Linked DNA regions of Homo sapiens: region 1 is linked to region 2. Evidence: read pairs that join two places in POLR2A ChIA-PET (ENCODE). Cell type or tissue: A673. All regions are shown on one strand.

Evidence for each region. ChIA-PET counts read pairs that join two places held together with the same protein. Peaks named below come from ENCODE experiments on the same cell type or tissue, not always from the same donor. Only the 100,000 strongest peaks of a DNase experiment are listed, where the experiment ranks them.
Region 1: POLR2A ChIA-PET joins it to region 2 with 13 read pairs; 4 of 35 experiments call an interaction of 5 or more read pairs at or near these places.

The regions. Positions count from the first base shown.
Region 1 is chr15:57,149,045-57,154,044 of GRCh38, forward strand. All of the region lies in intron 5 of TCF12 (transcription factor 12), which reads left to right. Among named protein-coding and RNA genes, the nearest start is that of SNORD13D, 130 kb to the right of the region's middle. In A673, no CTCF peak of the experiment used is centred here; DNase peaks (open chromatin) are centred at 1,237, 1,937 and 4,317; H3K27ac peaks cover 4,873 bases.
Region 2 is chr15:57,234,438-57,239,437 of GRCh38, forward strand. All of the region lies in intron 12 of TCF12 (transcription factor 12), which reads left to right. Among named protein-coding and RNA genes, the nearest start is that of SNORD13D, 42 kb to the right of the region's middle. In A673, no CTCF peak of the experiment used is centred here; DNase peaks (open chromatin) are centred at 1,624, 2,534 and 2,984; H3K4me3 peaks cover 1,470 bases; H3K27ac peaks cover 1,932 bases.

The DNA of each region.
Region 1 (5,000 bases), 85 kb before region 2:
AAATTTTACTGTTAGTTAGCATATAGTTTGTCAAAATATTTTAATGAAATCAGTGACTTTTTAAATTGAATATAAAAGTGTCAAAATAAATGTAAATATGACGTAGCTTGCATAGTGAGAGACAGACCTCTAAGAAGCAGTAAAATTTAATAATAGCAATTTTCACCAGTGTTTTTCATGCCCTGTGGTTATCTGTAGCATATATTTAGAGTATATGTATGTGGGCAAGGGTTGGGGCCAGGAATTAAAGACCTACACAACAAAATACATGATACTGAATTTGGAGAACTGGTCACAACATGCCAAAGAAAATAGAAGAGAACTAGGAACTGGACATTGTATTTCATAACTGAAATGATGAGAAAGAACTGGAAAATTGCCAGCCTTTTAACCTTTTAGAAATAGCTATGTGTGTAGTTAGTACAGGAGATCATTTTCTTAGAGCAGTTTGTTCTAAATTCAAATATGTCAGCAGACTTAGTGGAATTCAAAGTATTTTAGAAATAAAACATCTAATGTTGGAAATAAGAGAGCACAATATCATAAAAACAGAGGTAGTTTAACAAAGTTTTTAGATTGTCCAAGAGTTTATCAAACCCATTATCTATTATGGTAAAGTCTCGCTGAGTAGGATGTTTTTAACTTAGGCTACTCCAAAAAGTAAAGATAGTAGCAAATGTAGATCCAACTTTTCAGGTTATCTTCTACCTCATGCACTACTCTAAGCAGTCTTTGTTTGTTGGAAAGTCTGATTATTTACAGAAGTCAAGTTTTGTTATGTTCTATCTTTTTCTGATCTGTAAAAATGGGTTTGCTAGAGAAAGACTAGGAGAAAGCTTTTTTATTTTTTTCCTTTAAAGGGGGTGTGTGAAAGGGTTTCTAAGAGGTATAAAAACCTTAGGAAGTTTCATAGTGGTCCTAACTAAATCATTACTTTTCAGACATTTGACAGTAGGCACTCCATGAGAGCAGGAAAACAAGGTGAGTCCTGAAGTTACCCCCACTCTCTCACTGCCTGTAGGAAGATTCTGGGCCACAGCAAAAAGACGAGATAATCAAACGCAGCCTGGCAGTCTTTGTGAGTTGAGAAGACAAAAATCAGAATTCAGAGAAGCTATGGGACTAGGATTTATAGGGTAAAAAGGAAGGAGCAGAGAGAGAGCAAGGGAGCTCAAGATCTTTAGAGTTTGGTTCCAAGTCTTTGGCCAAGTACTGACATGTACATGCATGTATATGCATGAGAGGAAACAACTTGAGACCAGGGAAAGCTCACACAAAGCTGGGAATAATTCTTTCTCCAATGAACCAAAGTGGAAAGATCTCATAATTAACAGGGCATGTGTAGTCTTCAAAAGGGTATTGTGTTGGTGGTGCTGAATTAGACCTGGACTAAAGGGTATTCTTGACCCACTGTTAGAAATATTAAAGGCAAACCTGGAAAAGGAGCAAACTGATTCCAAGTCACTTAACTGCTTGCCAGAACAAAGTCTGACATTCTTTGAAGGAATACAGCAAAATCTAGCACCCAAAAATATAAACATTTTAAGGTCTGGCATTGACTTAAAAATTACTAGCATGAAAAGAACAAGAAAAAAATGTACCCTGTAACCCAGAGAAAAAGTAATCAGTAGAAACAAGAGTCCAGGAAATTAGAGAGATGATGTAATCAAGCAAAGATGTTAAAATGGCTTTTATAAATACGCTTGATAGCTCAAGAATGTAGAGGAAAATAATGAATAAGATGTAGGGATAATGAATGCTATGAAAAAAACGGAATTTATTCATTTACCTCTTTTCCCTCCCTCCCTCCCTGTCTCTCCCCCTCTGTCCCTTCCTTCCTTCCTTCCTTCCTTCCTTCCTTCCTTCCTTCCTTCCTTCCTTCCTTCCTTCCTTCTTCCCTTCCCCTCCCCTTTTCCTTTTCCTTTCCCCTTTCCCCTTTTTTCTCCTTTTTTGGAGGCAGGTCTCTCTCTGTTACACAGGCTAGGGTGCAGTGGAGCGATCATAGCTCACTGTAACCTTGAACTATTGGATCAAGTGATCCTCCTGCTTCACCCTCCCAAGTAGCTAGGACTGCAAGGATGCACCATGCCTGGCCAATTTTTTTTTTTTTTTTTTTTTTAGAGACAGGGTCTTACTATGTTGCCCAGGCTGGTCTTAAACTCCCAGCCTCAAGCCATTCTCCTGCCTTCGTCCCCTGAGTTGCTGGGATTATATGTGTGAGCCACCACACCCAGCCCCCTAAATGTCATTTTTAGAGAGAAGAAAAATACAGTATCTGAAATGAAAAATACACTGGATGATATTAACTGCAGCTTATTCACTTCAGAAGAAAAAAAATCAGTGAATTTGTAGGCATAGAAACAGAAACTATCCAAAATGAAGATCAGAGGACCTCCAGCTTCTATCTAGGGTGTGGAAAACTATAAAGAATGCTGCTTTTGGCCAGGCACGGTGGCTCACGCCTGTAATCTCAGCACGTTGAGAGGCCAAGGAGGACAGATCATGAGATCAAGAGATCGAGACCAGCCTGGCCAACATGGTGAAACCCTGTCTCTACTAAAAATACAAAAATTAGCTGGGTGTGGTGGCGCATGCATGTAGTCCCAGCTCCTTGGGAGGCTGAGGCAGGAGAATCGTTTGAACCCAGGAGGTGGAGGTTGCAGTGAGCCGAGATCATGCCACTGTGCCACTGCACTCCACCCTGGCGACAATGAGACTCTGTCTCAAAAAAAAAAAAAGCCTGATAAACTACAAACTTTTAACTTTTTTGAACCCTTCAAAGAGGCCCAAGCACACAGTTTCTGTAAGTACTGAGGCTGAACTAAAACAGCAGAGAACTACCTCCGTCACAAGCCTAAGGAGTACTAAGCAATAGCAGTCTGCCACTGGGGCAGGGGCAAAAGCTTGAGGACAGACCCACTCTCAAGCACAGGTTTATAGCATCTGTTATAAGCTGAGGATGAAATACTAACAGAAAAGTTTTACAGCACCCCAGCCACGTGCTAAACACTAGGCACAACAGGTGATCACTAGAGGGAGTGGAAGCCTCTGGTAAACTCAGAGTCATCACAGCAACAGTCACACCAAGCTAAACTCCTAACTGATTGTCTGAATTTCTCACTCTAAAGTCCTTATATGGAAAGAGGCATACCCACTTCCAGGCCTAAATATACTACTGTTCTACCCACAGTATCCTGCATCCATCAAAATTATAAGTCACACACATAAGCAAGAGAAAAACAAAACAAATACTTTCAAGAGGCAAAACAGTTAACAAAACAAGACTCAGAGGTGGCCCTGTTATTGGAACTATCGAGGCAAAACAGTTAACAAAACAAGGCTCAGAGGTGGCCCTGTTATTGGAACTATCAGACAAAGATTTGAAAATAGCTCTGGCTAAGATATTGAAAGGATCTAGTGGGAAACATAGCATGCATGAATTAATGGGGAATTTAGCTGATAGATGGAAATAATGAGTCAAGTTGAAATGGTAGTAATAAAAAAAAAAACAGAGGTAAATAATTCCTTTGTGGTCATCAGTAGACAACCCAGTTGCTGAAGAAATGGGTGAACTTGAATATAGGCCAGTATAAATTATCCAAACTAAAACACAAAGAGAAAAAAAATGAAAAAAGATCAGAGCTGCAGGACAGTATCAGTCTAATATGTGTATGCTTAAAGTTTCAGAATGAGAGGGATAAATAATAATGCAGAAGAAATATTTGAAGAGATAATGGCCAAGAATTTCCCAAAAGCAATGAAAGACATCAAACCATAGATGCAAGACTTAAGAAACAACAAGAACTCCCCTCCACACACACACACACACCACACATATTCCCTTAGACATATTTAAAGTGCTGAAAACCAAAGATGAGAAAATCTTGAAGACAACCAGAGGCAGAAAAAAAAACACATCATGTATAGAACAACAAAGATAAACTACAGCAGACTTCTCTTCAGAAACTTTGCAGGCAAGATGATAGTGATATCTCTAATGTATTACAATTTTTAAAACTGTGTCAACCCGGAATTATTTATCTGTTGAAAATATTTTCTTAAAAAAGAGGATAAAGACTTCTAGATATATGAAAATCTGAGAAAATCCATTCCCAGCAGACTACAATAACTGCTGGAGTAAGTTCTTCAAGCAGGGGGAATGTCACTCCAGACAGAAACTTGGATCTGCACCAAGACTCCGCAAACTTTTTTCATAGAGAGCCAGATATTACATATTTTAGGCTTTGTGGGTCAGACAGTTTCTGTCACAACTACTCAACTCTGCCATTGTAGCACAAAAGCAACTATGAACAGTACATAAACAAGTGAGCATGGCTGTTTTCCAGTAAAACTTTATTTACAAAAACAGGAAGCAGGCCATGAGTCATAGTGTGCCAACCCATGATCTATACAAAGAAATGAGAGCTCCAGAAATGGTAATAATGAAAGTAAATATAAAAGACATACGTTTCATCCTTTTAAATTACACTGTGAAATAACTGTCTAAAGCAAAATTAGTACATTATATTGTCGGTTTTATAAAATATGTAACAGTAATCTAAAAGATGGGAGGAAGGATTTAACATCTGTTAAAGATGTATATTGTAAACTGAGGGCAATCGCTAAGAAATTAAAAAGAAATGTAACTTATCTACCAATAGTGGCTATTAAATGGAATGCTCAATCTAAAAGCAGGCTGAGAGCTGGGCATAGTGGCTCATACCTGTAATCCCAACACTTGGGGAGGTGGGAGGATTGCTTGAGGGCAGGAGTTCCAGACCAGCTGGGGCAACATAGCAAGACTCTGTCTCTCCAAAAAAAAAACCAGGTATAGTCTTAGCTACTTGGGCAGCTGACATGGGAGGATCTCAGCCCAAGAGTTCAAGGTTGCAGTGAGCTGTGATCACGCCATTGCATTCCACCCTGGGTGACAGAAGAAGACCCTGTGTCTTTAAAAAAAAAAAAAGAAAAGAAAAAAGAAGTTTGAGAAAGATAAAAGA
Region 2 (5,000 bases):
AGAGAATGAAGTACCTTTATAAGAAACTTTTCCAAGATCAAAAGCATTTTATGTACTGTATTTTTTTTTAAAGTCAACTGCACCTGATTTACTCAAGGAATAGGAAATGAGAGCCTTCTCCCCAAAAAAGCCAGATTCATTGAAGAATCATGTTAAAATGAGTAAAAGTGATTTGAAGGAATCCGATAGTATTTTCTTGAGCAACTAGTTCACATACATCACTTCAGAACATTAATGACAAAGCAGTGATTATATTTTAATATCTGATTCTTAAAACATTAAAATCTCCTCTTTCGGAATGCCAAAACTAGAAGGGAGAGCAGTTTTCAGTAAATCTACAACAGTTTCAAATCTAATTATTTAAAAGGGGCACTTGTGCTTTGCGCTTCCTAAAATTTCACTTTAGATGATTTTTTTTCTTCTTGTTTTCTGAGTAGTATGCCTCTTAGAATTCCCACAGAATTGTCTTTTATTTTCTATGAAGTGCAATTAACTGTCAGATACATTTGTTGCCATTCATGGAGAAGGCAGAGCACGTTAATACCTGAGTGGTAGGAAGCAACTGTTGAGCATTTAAGGAGATAAACCTCTTTGTATATTGTTGGTGTAAATAAATTTTTCTCTACAGCTGAATACCAGCTTCTTGGAAAATGAAGCCAAGTCAGACTCATTTACTACATAGTAGAGATGGAGCACACACAAAATGCAGCTCAGTGAATGTTTGTTGAATTCTGTCTTGGATCATATAATAATAATAGTAATGACAATAACAAAACCCACAAAATATTTCAGCTATAATTTGAATGCGCACCTATACTGAGCATTTACATGCCCTGTTTCATTTAATCCTCAAGAAAGCCCTGTAAGGTTGGCATTGTTATCCCCACATTACAGATGAGGAACTAAGGTTTAAAAGGTGAAGTAACTTGAGCTCAGAAAGATTAAGCAGCTCGCCCTAGGGGAATCATAAGCTAGCATGGATAAAGCCCATATATATTAGAACCCTGATCAGACCAGCTTCAGACTCTGCTCCTAACCACTGCTGCATACATCCAGAAAGTGCGGTGCTGTGGTAATTATCTTACAAGGTATTGATGAGAATGAAAGAAAATTGTCTCACCCTTTTTTCGACTTACTGTCACCTGATGAAAATGACCTATTTAGGAAGACAGTTTTATTCTATACTAAACCTGTAAGGTCTCCAGGTATTTGATTGGCTTGCCATATTCCTTCTCCTGATTCTGGAAGAGTCCAGTAACTGATATTTTACATGTAACAGGACAAATAACATTTGAACTTTCAGTGCTAGATAATTTTTTAAAATTTAACCTGCATTTTGGGGGCTTTTTTTCTCAAAGGTCATTTGTTTGTTTTATTAAAGAAAACTTCTATCAGGGAACCTTGGCCTACAGGCAGGCAAGAATTTGTGATGTTCTCAGTGGCCCTTCAAGTTCATTTTGTTACCCTTCACATCCTTGAGTATCTTCCCCTGTTATAAACAGCATACTAGCCAAACCAAAATGGCATTTGGAAAAGAAAACCCAAATTCACCGTGAATGGAATCCAGTGAAGAAATGTTTAATCTAGTTAGTGGGTGGGCTTTGGTTGTCATGGAAACTCAGCTCTGTCATCCTGTGTTGTTACTAGGCAGGAGCAGCCAGGTCATTCCATAAATCATTTCTGTCATAGCTGACGGTGATGCATTCCATCTGCTCCATCACTGCATGCCATAGTCTGCACATTTCAAATCCCTTCCTTCAATCCATCTGCTTCCCCACTTCCCAGCCGGACACCTCCCCAAATACATTCTTTTTCCAACTTTCCTTACAGACTCGCATTCACTTTAATATATGTTTAGTGCACTCAAAACGTACTGAAAAAGAAAAACATTACATTATCTGGGGATAGGAAGGATTAGAAGAGATGAGGAGAAGGAAATTAATGAGGATTACTTTTGAGAGTCTGACATGCATATCATAATTTTATGTCAGGTATTATAGATATTTTGAAATGGTGACTGACTCTTTTGAAATTTTAAGTTCTTTAGAATGTGACGCTTTTAATATAGCCTCTGGTTTTAGATGGAGAAACACTATGCTATTGTCATTAAAAATTAATTCTATTTCCCCAATTGTCTAATATATGTCTTAAAAGATCTTTCATATTGTGAAACATCAGAGGGTACAACCTTTGTTCTTCAGTTTAGGTATTAAAGAGCACACAGAATACTGTGTGATTAAACATGTAAGGCCAGATAATGCATTTGCAAAGGTTCCTTTATTTTAGGTTTAAGCCTGCATAATTGTGGTCTTAATCTCAGGATAGCAAGAAAGAGAATTGTACATGAAAGTATTTACACAAAGTTCCCAAAGCCCTGTGGATTATGCATTAGTTTAGATAAAAAAAAAGAAAAAAAAAAAACCTAGGGTAGATAGAAGGAAAGGAAAATCTGGGTATTCGTGCCATTTCTAATGTGTTTCCCTGAACATTTGCCAGACAATAACCCTTTAAGATTGTGCCCGTGGAGAGTTATATAGAGGAAGAAACATCTGGTTTCTTTCGGTGCCTAATACCATATCAAAACACTTGGTCTTTAATTTAGAGGAGATCAAACAAGAAGACTGTTTAACTTTGTTGATTATATCAGACTTCTTTGTGATAATTTATGTTTTGATTTCTACCTCAGAGCAAGGGAAAAAGAGAGAGAGAGAGTGTGTGTGTGTGTGTGTGTGTGTATATGTATGTGTGTATTAATCTGGATAAATGGTCAGTAGTCTCTAACAAAAGAAAAGAAAATTCAGGGAAGTTGATGTTTAAAAGTAATTCATGAAATAACTTTCTTTGTTCCTTAGACTCAATAACATTAGCATAATAAAGATTAACTGAAATGTGCACTGTAGTGTTTAAAAAATTGGGCTCACAGTTCCGGGGTTGGGCTTGGGAGCAGTCCATTGTTTCTTTTTTGTCTAAAGCCCTTTTCATTAGCCTCTGGCTTATTGGCACCCTGCTGATTGGAATAGACCATGACTGATAGGAGGAGGAGTCTCATTTGTTGGAGTAAAATGAGGCATATTACCGTTTAAGCCTGGCAGAAGGCATTGGGAGTTATTCATTATTGGTCATTTAACAGTATGAGGACCATGGACTGCATGCAGAATGAGTGCTTACTTTGTTTATGCTCTAGACTCTAAATCACTCTTTACCCCCATTTTTTTAAGTAACTGATTTTGTTCTTCTTTTTATTCTTACCTTCAAACATCAATGTAGGAGTTCTTTTAAGTCCAGAAAGTATGAAAAGAAACATATTCCTGATTTAGAATAAAGCCAAATAAAGCCTGTGTTTAGAAGTTAAAGTAGCACAATTTTTATAGAATAAGTATGATTTGTTTGCGATTTGGTAATAAAATAAACACTCAGAGATAAAGCTTAGTGAAATGACCTGTGATCCAAAAGGCTGTGTTATCATGCTTTTCAAATGTTGTATTGCTCCTCCTCTCCCACCATACACATTCTTTTTATGAAAGTAAAAGTGATTTTTTAAAAAGTCCTGTAACTTACAGGGCTATCTGTAAATTTAGGAAAAGTATTGATAACAATTCTGTCTGTCATCACTTTAACTGGCAAAGTAGAACCAGTGACTGTGATGGATGAGTGGAAAAATTGGCTTTTATTGTACAAATGGAGAAGCTGCTTTTGGAAAAAATACCAGAAATGATATATTTTTATACTTGATATGTTTTTGGTGCTGTTTCTCCCGTTTAGACAGTGATTTTTTTTTTTAAGTTTACACCAGTTTTACATATAGCATTGGGGCATTTCACCAAGTCATTTAAAGATAGTGCTCTTATATGACTCTAAACTATTACCTCTTCCTTCCTTGATATAAAGGAGCTTTCACCAGTTGTTGACATGGTTAGGGATTGTTTAAGTGTAAGGACAGAGTTTTCAGGGAAAATCGGGATTGGTAGTCCATTTCTACCCTCAAAAGCCCATGCCTACCTAACAGTGTGATATGGACAGCTTAGTACATCAACACTAATTCCCAGAAATAGTGAAACCTCACCATATGATTATTCTCAAAGCTTATGCCATAAAACTGATTTGAAATTAAGTCATATTTATAACAAGCTCTTTTGCCCTTGGTATTTCTGTTGCTGACCCACATTGTATAAATACCAAGATAAATACTACCATTTATTGAGTCCTGCTTTTTATCAGTTAGTATTATAGCAAATTTCAATTGTAGTTTAATCACTCAAGTTAAAAATATATATATTGGGCACCTACTTTTACAAGATACTGGCATACAATAATGGATTCAATGTTGACCAGTATAAGTTTCCTGTCTTCAAAGAGCTTGTAGTCAAGGAGAGAAGACAGATATACAAATAATGATAATGTATAACACAGTGTGAAGTAAAAGAGCAGAGAGAAGTTCAGACTATTTTCTAAGAGTATAAGGAAGGTGAAAATGTATAAATGGGGAAGTGACATTGGAACTGAGCTTTGATAAGTAGAATTCCATCTGGGAGAGGTTAAGAAACAAGCGTTCTGAAAGGAGGACAAGCTGTGTTTAGAAAATGAAAAAAATATTTTGTTTGCATAATAGGGTATGTAGGTTAAAAGTAGACTATAAGGGCTAGGCAACACCACGCCTGTAATCCCAGCACTTTAGGAGGCTGAGGCAGTGGGATCACCTGGGTCGGGAGTTCGAGACCAGCCTGACCAACACGGAGAAACCCCGTCTCTACTAAAAATACAAAATTAGCCTGGCATGGTGGTGCATGCCTGTAATCCCAGCTAGTCGGGAGGCTGGGGCAGGAGAATCGCTTGAACCCAGGAAGCAGAGGTTGTGGTGAGCTGAGATTGCACCACTGCACTCCAGCCTAGGCAACAAGAGCGAAAGTCCATCTCAAAAAAACAAAGAGGAAGAAAAATTAGCCGGGTATGGTGGTACACGCCTATGTAATCCCAGCTGCTTGGGAGGCTGAGGCAGTAGA